Regions from separate parts of the Homo sapiens genome. Here region 2 is linked to region 1. A link is a loop called in an ENCODE intact Hi-C map of the cell type or tissue named here. Cell type or tissue: dorsolateral prefrontal cortex. All regions are shown on one strand. Links, peaks and the distances in the headings refer to the core of each region. The heading gives the core; the rest is flanking DNA.

Region 1 (5,362 bases), core at 208-5,207:
AAGCAGAAACGTTTTGCAGCTGCTACCTCTGTGACAGGCACTTCAGGACTGCTCTTATGCAGTGTTACCCAGTCAACCACATTATACCTAGCCGACCATTCTTCACATGCTTCTCTCTGCTCAAATAACCAGCAGAGTGCCTTGCTCCAGAGTGGTGTGGACTAAGACACTGGACGCTCCCCTGCCTCTCCCAGGCAGCCCTTGTACGCCATGGGGCTGACCCCTGCTTTCTCCTAACATGGGATCTGTTTCTGCTCCCTGAATGATGAGCAGTTCTAGGGCCTTAGGGCAGGAGAGGAGGAGTGGGCTGGGGCTGCACAGGAGGTGAGGTCCACGACCCTCCCTGCTAGGACCAGGTGTTGGCACTGGCTGTCACAGCTGTGGGGGCGGTCAAGGATGGGAATGTCACAAACAGGCCCTCCTCTGAGCTCCCATCCCAGGAGCCCTCCTTTCACTTCACTGGGTACTCCCTAAGCACTGTGTGAATCCTCACCTCAACATGGAAACCAAGAGTGGGGCCAGTCCTGTGTTCCAGCTAAGAGGCCTCTGCCTGAATGGGCAGGGTGAGGGCTGGGGCTGGCCACTGGAGCACTGAAGCTCCAGAGCCTGCTTGGGATGGTGCTTTCCTCCAGGGGTCCTGAGCAAGCAAGTTCAGGGAAGGACAAACCTTCTCTTTCCTGGGGGTAAAACCTGCTCCAGTCCTGATGGACGCTCTCCTCAGAGTGACACATGAGCCTGTGAGCCCAGGAACCCTCACAGCGCGGCAGCCACGCGGGGGCTGCAGACCTCCAGAGGCCTCCACGGGGTCCCAGGCACAGAGCCCTGGGTTATTCCTGGGGGCAGCAGGCTTCCACAGGGGGCCACTGCTCTCATTCCCAGCCACAAAGACCTTCTGCAGGTGGCCTCCAGATCATGAGCTGCTGCTGCCACTCAGATGAGATGAGACAGGAGGGCTCAGGCGACCATATGGTAGGAGCCCACCAGCCACAGTGGGGAGCTGGCTCACCCCGCTGAGGCCCTGAAGAATGAGGCTCCAGGGAAAGAAGGAAGCAGACATGGCGGTCTGGGGACACCAGTGAGAGCGTGAGCTGTAGGTGACATGGCCCTGACCTGGGGTCTGTGACACAGGCTGTCAGGAGGTGACCCGACACACTCAACATGGCTCATTTTCCCACTGCTTCCCTTCTCAGGAGGTTCCTGCCTGATATTAACCAGGTGAGGTGTCACCCTCTGTCTCTAGGTTCCCTTAAATGAGCCCTGAGCAGAAGCCTGGTGCCCCCATTCCCCTTTCCTTTATGCTGCCTGTCCCTGCAGGTGGGACTGGGTCCGGCATAGGTGGCCCCCCACATAGCTGCCAGGGAAGGTCACCAGGTGTCGGGCAAGAGGAGGGCTTCACAGAGAGGCCAGCTTCCAGGCACCATTAGGGACAAGCCCCACACTTGTCCTGCCCAGTCAGCTGGAAGACCTTGGGGAGGAGGGGAGGAGGTGTTAATTGCCTTTGTCGCACCCTGGCAGAGGGACACGTGCCGTGAGCAAGCTCTCCTCCTGTGTCTCCCACCAATGTAAGGATGTCAGCCCCTTCTGCACAGCCTCCCACTCGGGAGGTACTCTAATTTAGAGTTAGGAGAAATGTGAACTGTTTGTGTTGTCACCAAGACAAAATGTGGCTCTGTGAGGTCAGAGACAGTTTCGTAGGACATCAGAGTCATGCTCCACCTCCGATGCTATTGCGCTGGGTGCGTTTCTGGGCAGAGGCCCTTTTTGGTGCTCGTAGGCACAGCTGCACCTGAGCCAAGACACAAGCCAGGCAGGCCCAAGGGGCAAGGAGTCCAGGCTGCCTCTCTGCCTGCAGGGAGCGGAGACTGACTCTTGAGACACAGCAGGGCTGTGAAACTGGCTGTTCTATTGTGGGAGAAGGTCCCAATGGAGGTGCACATTTGAGACTCAAATAGCCCAGGGCAGGGAGCGGGATCCCCTCCTGTGCCTCTGAGGTTCTGACAGCCTCCAGAAGGGCAACGCTGCCAGGCTCTGCCTCCAGCTACTCCCTGTGACCGCCACTGCCCTCCCCACCCTGCCCACCTACCAGACGTGCAGGGTGGGGGCAGCTGTGAACACCCGCAGTTTGTGCAGCAGGGGTGGGGGCTTCAGAGGGCCCACGTGCAAGGGGGGCAGAGGGGCTCTGCCCGTGGGAAGACTGACACCACGTATTTTAAGGCCTAAAACGGGAAAAACAACTGCAGGTAACATGCGCAGCGGTGCCCGGGGGTCTTCCACACACCTGACTCAACCTACACAGATGCAAGCGCGGGTCGCTCACCCAGCGGTCACATGCACTCCGTTTCCAGACAAGCAGCCGGGGAGCCCCAGCTGAATCCGCATCCTCGGTTACTCGCAGAGACGCGCCATTTTGGCCTCCCCCCTCGCCCCCGCAGCCCCCACTCCCCACAGGGCACAGAGGACAGAAGGACCCTGTGACACACGTGCCACCACGCCCCTCAGGCACCCGCTCGGCGACACCCCCGGACCAGGCCCTGGTAGTGAGCACATGGGGTGGAAGGAGGCCTTCCCTCCGCGACCAGTGCGGAGGCCGCGGGTGGCAACGGCTGGAGTGCCGTCGCCCGCGCCACTCACCCCGGCGCGGCGCCCTGCGCGGCCGCTCAGCGGAAGGCCAGCAGGAAGATCAGTACGACGTTGATGAGAACCAGGAGCGCCAGCACGGCGGAGACCACCACGCGCTGGGCGCCGGGGGGCAGGTTGCAGCGCAGCAGGGCGCGCAGGGCGTTCCCGGGCGCCGCGGGGCCGCGCCGGGGCTGCGGGGCCCTCGCCATGGCGCCCGGCCTCCCGCTCCGTGCGGCCCCGAGATCCCGCCGCACAGGGCCGAGCCGGTGGCCCGCAGCGCCCGGGGAGAGGCGGGGCGCCTGCGCTCGCGGGCCTGGGGCTCCTCCCGCGAAGCCGGCGCCGTGCGCGCGGCGCCTCCCAGGCCCCAAGCCCTGGCAACCCTGGCAACCAAGCCGGCTGTGCGGGCGGGGGCGGCGGCGGCGGCGGGCTGGAGAGGCTCAGAGGGACCGCGGCGGCTCGGGCGTGCGCTGCGCTGCGCCCTTGGCACCTCCTTGGAAAGGGTCGGGAATCTCCACGCCGGCACAGCAGTCCTGGCCCTGGGCTGGCCAGTGGCACAGATGGCCACGGGGGCGCTCGGGGATGCCCCGGGACCTCCTCGTTTCAGAGATACAGAGGCCAAAACGCCTGGCACCGGCGCTTTGGGGAGGGATGGGCCAGGGACTCTGATTCCTTACAAGGACTGGCCGCAGGCCCCCACTTCACAGATGAGTAAACGTGGCTCTGAAAGGTTAGGGATTCTGCTCAGTCATAAAATCGCGCAGGAATGCAGGGATGGCGGAGGCAGGATTTAAACTCCGGTGGGAGCGATCCACCCTGAGGGGCCCCTCTTCACTGACCGCAGCGTCCGAGCAGCATTGTGTTCCTTTGGAAAAGCCAGGCGTCCAGGGCTTCCTCTGCCTCCACTCGACACAGCCTGCAACCTTAACCCTGTAGGTTTCAAAGCTCTTGTGCAAGAGCTCTCATTCTATCCTTAAGAATGACAGCCCAGGTACAGTCAGTGTGTCCTTCTGAGAGATAAGAAGACTGCAGGGGAGAGGGCTAAACACTCCGCTCAGGCATGGGCAGAGATTTCTGGGCAACAAGCTCAGTGCTTTGAATCCTGGAGCAAGAAGAGTTCCTGGAGGGCAGGGAGGGGCGCACAGAGGGAATGTGTGCAGACTGGGTGTTCCCATGGGAGTGACTTTGTATGCTCTGATCTCTCTGTGTGTGGCCAGCTCTTGGCCACCCCTTGCAAAGATAGGTGAGTGTACCCTGAATGTCACCATCCTGTTGACTGTAAAGCAGAGTGGATGCCACATGTGTGTGCATGTGTGTACACAAGGGGTACCTGTGTGTGCATGGGCATAGGCACCTCTGTGTAAGGGGATACCTCTGTGTGTATATACATATGGGTACCTGTGTGTATGTGGGTGGGGTTTCCATGCATGTGCCTATGTACAACATGTGGGTGCCCGTGTGTGTGTGCAGAGAAGTGTCAGGGATGTGTCCAGAGAGGCTGTGTGCCTCCCTCACATCTGAAGGTTCAGCCTGGGCCCATCCGCCTGGTGTACTGCTCATGCCCAGTTCTTTAGAAAACGCTGGTCTGCAGGTTTGCTCCCCCAAGCTGTCAGGAGAATTGGGGGGATCAGAAGACATCTAAAGTCTCGCTGGTACCCCCAAATCCCAGCAGTCCTCTAGTAAGATGGTGATGTGTCCTCTCATGGGGTGTGGCTTCGAACCCCTGACGTGTGGATGCTTCATTGTGCACCTGTGGCCTCTGAACAGCTGGCCACCCAGAAGGGTACATGTCCTCTGGGCCCTGGGTACAGTGGGTCGGTGAGCTGGATGGCCGGCAAAGGCACTGAGTGCTGGAGGGTCTACAGCAGCCTGCTCGGCCACTGGGCCAGGCCTGGGCAGGCAGGGGTTGGTTCTTCAGCCCCAGCTGAGTGCTGCGCACATCCTCTGCCCCATGCACAGCAGGGCAGCCTGGGGAGGACTGAAGGTGGCTGAAGCACCCCTGACTGAGGACTGAGCAGGGTCCTTCTCCCTGCCTAGGGGCCCCCAGCCTCTATATCCCAGAGAGCTGGGTTTATGGCAGGAACGGCAGTGGTAACAGCTTTCCTATGTGAGTTTCATGACCAAAAACCTAACAGAAAAGCTTGAAGGCAGACAGGGTGTGGTGGCTCACAACCTGTAATCCCAGCACTTTGCGAAGCCAAGGCGGGCAGATCGCTTGAGCTCAGGAGTTCGAGACCAGCCTGGGCAACATAGTGAAACTCCATCTCTACAAAAGATACACATATTAGCCAGGAGTGGCGGCATGTGCCTGTAGTCCCAGCTACGAGAAAGACTGAGGTGGGAGGATCACTTGAGCCTGGGAGGTGGAGGTTGCAATGAGCCAAGATTATGCTTCTGTACTCCAGCCTGGGTGACAGAGTGAGACCCCGTCTCAAAAAAAAAAAAAAAAAAAAAAGAAAAAAGAAAAGAAAAGAAAAGAAAGCTTGAAGGCAAAGGCCTAGGCCCTTGAGGGGTTGGACAGACAGCTCCCACCAGGGAGGGGAGTGGCCCAACTAGGCTGGTGGCAGGACTGAGGTGCAAGCAGAAGGGAGACATAGGTGTCTGGGGCAGATGAGGGGTGAGCCCCCAGTGCTGTGGCTTTGGGAGGACAAAGGGAAGAGGAAAGCCACTTTGGAGGGGCTGGCCACCAGGTGACCTTGCAGCCCTGCGCAAAAGTGGCAGCAGTGGCCCCAAGGGACTGTGAGCT
Region 2 (5,362 bases), core at 239-5,238, 70 kb after region 1:
CATGCTGCAGAAGCCTGCGGGGGAATGTGGAAGCAGCATGGCTTCTCCACCAAGAAGAGATCCCATGACACTGACCATGGAAAAGGAGGTGAACATGAAAACTGTCAGCCCCAGAAGCCCGAAGAGAGAATTCGGCTTGTCAGATGACACATCCAGAACAGAAATTGTGAAAGCTTCAGCTGAGTACCAGCAGTGTGGCAGCACAGCTGATGGGCTGGAGGCTCCAGGGGCCCGAGGGGAGATGAGAACAGCGGGGCAGAAAGAAGGGCCATGGAAATTCCACCCTGTCAGCTATATTTCGTGTTCGGATTATGCCTCAAAGGGAAGTCCTCTCCACAGCCAGATGAACGACATTTCAGTGGAAATGCCAACACAGAGCATTTAAAATTCAAGGAGTCTTTTGAAAGCAAGGCGAGTCTAGAGGCCCTGCCTGGATTCCTTGTCTACTGCTGTGCGCCCTGTGAGGAAGCTGCTATCCAGTCACAAGCACTCACTTTTCAGATGCTTGCTGGGAACTCCAAAAATGTTTAGCGACAGGCCCCACCACAAAAATCACACCACAATCAAGCTGTGCTGACGATCCCTTACTGGGAACTCTTAATCTTCCTTAAGAGAGAAATGCAGTTCAGTTAAACACATGTGTCCTTTGTCTCAGCCGTTAGACTAGTCAAACAGAAACACAATGTGCAATCAATGGCGACTCAGTGGGGCGCACCCCCCAGATCAATACCCCTGACTAGAGTCATGGCATTTTAGAGGTGATTAGCAAAGAGGTCAGACCTTTGCTTTTAATTTCTTTGCTTTGCAAATAGGAAAGCTGGCATCCAGGAAAAAGCCATGATTGTTGAATGAAAACAGTAACATCAGCGAGTGTGTGAGCAGTCAGGACTATTCCAACGCACCACCGGACCGGCATGCTGCCCGTCCTCGCTGGCACAGACTGGCTGAAAACCCAGCAAAGAGCCTCATCACGTTACATCCAGCCGGGCCTGAAGCTCTGCTCAGACGCAGCCTCACCAGGTAACCTTGGATAAGTTACCACACCTCTGAGCCTGTTTCAAATCCAGATTAGCAGGGAATATTGTGCCTGGCATGTAGAGAGTGCTCAAAAGGTAACCTCCCTTCTCTCCTCCCTTCAAGTTCTCCTCCCTTACCAGCCTTTTCCAACCATATTCAAACAGGATTATTTGAGTGCCTGTTTCCGCAATTCCTCCCAGGGACAGGAAATAGCTAGTTCCGTTGTAGAAGAAGAGAGGCGAGTCTTAGGCACAGTTAATTCTGACCAGTTGAGAAGGACAGACGGCTTCACAGATTCAACTGGCTCTAAGGCATACACGGGAGTGTCTTTTTACACATCGAGCATTGGTCACTGCTGATGCAGGTCCTACCAAACAAGGCAGGAAGTGGGGGCAGAGAGGATGAAGAGGTGACTTTAAATGTCTTCCTCAGTGCCTCTGTGGCTGGTTACTGACCAGCACTCCCCGGGTAGTGTGCTGCCTGTGGACCTAGAGATACCCAGAGCCTACCCTTAGTGGTGCAGTGTCTGTGAGGGGCACAACATTCGTTTCTGGGTCTCACATCAACTCTGACTACATCATGTTGTTTTAAACCCTGCCCTGCCATTGCCGGGCAGCCCTGGGCCCCTCAAAGAGCAACTTCCTAGGCCTCAGCTTTTACCCTGTCCTCCTTCCCCACCCCCTGCTCCCAACTCTCTCTCTCTCCAGATCTTCATGCAAGCATCGCTGTTATCTCGGAAAATTATCCAGGCTGCCTCTGTGTCCCTGGGCTGCCTAATAAACCAGGGAGTCCCTGGATCTCTGGGCTGCCTAATAAACTAGGGTCTCTGCCATTTCCATCTGTCTCACTGGCGCACTTACCCTGGGACAGAAGGAAGAAAGAAAGGAGGAGGTGTCCCCAGGAGGACTGAGGCCTCTGGAAAGGAAGGAAAGCCGTCTGAATAAGGAAAGGGGCAGGAGTCCTCTGCCAGTTTGCTTCAGGCCCCACTTAGGGTATGATCTAGCTTGGGGTTCCCAAAATGGGTTCTATTTAAGCTCCAGAGAGGAGGGAAAGGACAGTTTCAAGGGAACAGGGATGTGATGGAATCAGAGCTGCAGAACAATGGAAAACTCTCCGTTGAAGGAAACATCAACAGCTGGATTATTCAACTTTTCTGAATTTCATGCGTGTGTTTTGGGAACGGGCAGATGAGTCATGGAGTGCTCAATGCAGAGGTCTGCATGTCCTTCACTTCTCTCTCCCAAACTCGCTGACTGCAAAGTCCAAACTCTGAATCTGTCATTCCAGGTGCTCTCAACCCAGCCAGAGCCGACCTTGCTCTATATCTGCCCAACAAGGCCTGTGCTCCACATTCTGCCATCCCTATGGCCCTCTGCTCCTCTGGCTTTGATGCTCTGAGTCTCATTCCACACCTACGTGAGGCCCTGCAGCTTTCACAGGCTGCACCTCCAGCCCCATGCAGAAGCATAGTGGGTGTATAACTCTCTCATTTCCAGGCAGCAACTGTTGCCCTTGACAAACCCCACTGCAGAAGCTACAATATTTGAGAATGTTTGCAAGAAGTGAAATATAAATAATTCTGTCAGCAAATAACCAAGGGTAAGGTGATCACCATTCATAAAACCACTCTTGACTTCCTTGCTCCATTAATATTTAGGGACAAAATCTTCCTCTCAACCAGTAACCCAAATTAGGCCCTCCAGGTAGATTCGGGAGCACTACAGGGATCACACGGTCCCAGGAAACACCAGAGCAATGCCAGGTCGGTAAAGCGCAGTCTTGTTCAGAGGGGTCCAGGACCAGCTGCCTCCGCTGGGAGCTGCAGTCCTGCGGTCAGGACCAAGCGCACTCACAGCCAGGTGGCGCAATCCGTTCCACCCTCGGCCAGCGGCCCCCTTCCATCCTCCTGGCTTTACAGAGGCTAAGCAGCTGCGGTAGGTAAAGCCAGACAGGTGCAACTGGTCAAGAACAGTTTGGGGAAAGGAACACAGCGCATCGGGCACCAAATTCTAGTCTCACCTTAATCAGTTTCCCAGTTGACAGCGCGCTCTGGTATGGGGGCCAACAAGGTCCCGGCTGTAACAGGTGGCCCACCGGTAGACGTGGATCAGAGAGACAGGCAGTGGGAATCAGAAGGAAACCAGAAAAAGAAAAGGAATAGCAGGGCGAAGCAATGGGAAGGAAGGGACCAGGAGATGGAAACGACAGGCAGAAAGTGAGGGAGGAGAAGGAAAGGCAGGAGGGGGGCGGGGGGTCCCAAGAGCACAGACCCGGGCGCGGAGGGCGCGTGCGGCGCGGGGATGGCGGCGTCCTTACCGGCGGTGGCCGAGCGCAGGCTCTCCAGGCTCCAGGAGCGGGACACGGCGCCGCGCATGCCCCCGTTGCCTCCGCGGCCGCCACACACCACGCCGCTGCTGTCCGAGTCGGAGCCCGGGGACAGCCCGGCGCTGCTGCTGCTGCTAGTGCCGAGATCGCCACTCGTCTGCCCGCTTGACTCGCTGGGGCATTGCTGCGCCCGCACGCAGGCGGGCCCGAGCTCCAGCCACAGGCTCGGGGAAGGCTGGGCCGGGGGCGGCGGTGCGGCGGCCGCGGGGCTGCCGGGGGACGGGGCGCGCGAGCCCGGGCCGGGGTCGCAGTCGGAGGGCGAGGGGCGTGCGGGCCGGCTGACATCATGGGGCTCCGTTAAGGAGGCTCTCAGCCGACCCCCCGCTCGGGCTCTGTGGCCGCGGCAGCTGGGACCCTTGGCAGGCGCGGGGCGCGCGCGGCTCGGAGCGAGGCCAGGCGCCCTCCCGGCAGAGCGCAGCGCGTCAGCTCGCTGCCCACTACCGGCCGCCCGGCGGGCGCTGAGCCTCAACGGCGACCCCAGTGCGGGTCGCGGGCCCGGTCGGCACGCGCTCACGCACGCGCGCACGCAGGCCTGGAGCGGCTGCGGCGGCGGGCGCGGGCGCGGGGCTCCGGGTCGTCCTCGGTGCCGCAGGGCCGCGCCGCCGCCACCTGTGTCCGCACGCGTGTGTTAGGACAGGGCCATCCTTAGGAGGCGACGCCCAGGCTCGTCGCAGCCGCGGTGGTGAGGAGGGCTGGTGGGCGCCCACTTTTTCACCGCAAGGATTCCAGCTCAGACGGTTGGCGGCGCCTCCCACGCCATCCAGGGCGAGGACGCAAGCAGGTGGCCCCGCTCGGCCCAGGGCAGAGACCCGGCGGGCAGGCGTGCGCGCCGGCGGGGGGAGCGCGCTCAGACGGGACACGACCCTCATCTGCGCTCAGCCAGGCGCACGGTGAGCGTGGACCACCGGGCGCCTGCGACCCTCCTGACAGCCCGGGCAGGACACACCCTGTGGTGATTAAGGGGCCGAGGAAAGTCCATGCCAAACGATTTTAGAAAGCGTGTGGAAGAGTTCAGTGACCGGGTTTTACAGTGCAAGAGTTCACACACGAAGATTGGGGCCACGAGGCCCACTGCAAGGAGCCAGGAGTTTTATTTTTTTCGGAGTGTGTGTGCGAGGTAGGGGGTGGATAAGGAAGGGCATTACTATTTCATCTGCCCCTCCCAGACACACACAGGTTCTTCTAGGTTCTTAGAGTCCACCCAGAAGCTCCACACAAGGTGACAAGTCAGGATATGAAATGCAAATGCAAATTCCAGGAGGTGAAAAACTGTGGGAGACTTGGTCTCCCTTTGGAGGTTGAGGGGCAGTCGTGATAGCGGCTAATCAGGGCTGCTGATGGCCTTCCCCTTACTGCCCCCCTCCCCGCCCCGACCCCATGTACACAGCATTATCATTCCCCCAAAGCCCTTGGGGGCTGCTTCTAGTGTAAGCAGCAGAAGTATTGAGAGGGAGAGGATGAAATGAGAGGTGCATGCCTTGCTCCAGCACACCAGCTAGTATAGGGTGGGTGCTAGAAAACTGGGCATTTGGTGCCCTGCCCTCCACTGGGGTCCATTTCCTGTGGCCCATCTCCATCCGGAAGCTATATGTGCTCCAAGCTCTGTACCATAAGAGGCCCTGCAGCTTCATAGACGCTTTCTCCTCTCCTTGTGAGACCTCTAGTATCTTGTCTATCATGAGTATATGATTATTTGACCTAACAACCCAGGGGGCTGGGGCAGTGGGCCACCACAGGCTTAGGTAGACTGGAAGCTCCATACATGCTTAAGGTAATAACTGGTGTTGCTGGGTATTTAATTTGATGAGAATTGGGGGATGACTCAGCCAGATCATCACATCAAAGCCCCCTCCTCAGTTCCTCCAGGAAAGAGTGCCTTTCCTGGTCACTCTGTAGCCAGCACGCAACCTTCCAGCCTCTGCTTCCTTTTTTTTTTTTTTTTTGAAACGGAAACTTGCTC

The links. Peaks named below come from ENCODE experiments on the same cell type or tissue, not always from the same donor. Only the 100,000 strongest peaks of a DNase experiment are listed, where the experiment ranks them.
Region 2: a loop joins it to region 1, with 3 times the contacts of the local background. A loop is called at or near these places in 3 of 110 quality-filtered maps.

What each region holds. Positions count from the first base shown.
Region 1 is chr2:131,032,558-131,037,919 of GRCh38, reverse strand. All of the region lies in intron 5 of ARHGEF4 (Rho guanine nucleotide exchange factor 4), which reads right to left. SMIM39 (small integral membrane protein 39) reads right to left here and starts at 2,828. Exons shown (of 1, transcript NM_001414894.1): 1 at 2,658-2,828. The coding sequence starts at 2,828. The coding sequence ends at 2,658. In dorsolateral prefrontal cortex, for the core only: no CTCF peak of the experiment used is centred there; a DNase peak (open chromatin) is centred at 3,059; H3K4me3 peaks cover 3,106 bases; H3K27ac peaks cover 3,351 bases.
Region 2 is chr2:130,962,221-130,967,582 of GRCh38, reverse strand. All of the region lies in intron 4 of ARHGEF4 (Rho guanine nucleotide exchange factor 4), which reads right to left. Among named protein-coding and RNA genes, the nearest start is that of SMIM39, 70 kb to the left of the region's middle. RefSeq lists an enhancer at 301-920. In dorsolateral prefrontal cortex, for the core only: a CTCF peak has its summit at 2,860; DNase peaks (open chromatin) are centred at 929, 2,884 and 3,432; H3K4me3 peaks cover 3,682 bases; H3K27ac peaks cover 3,543 bases; H3K27me3 peaks cover 2,501 bases.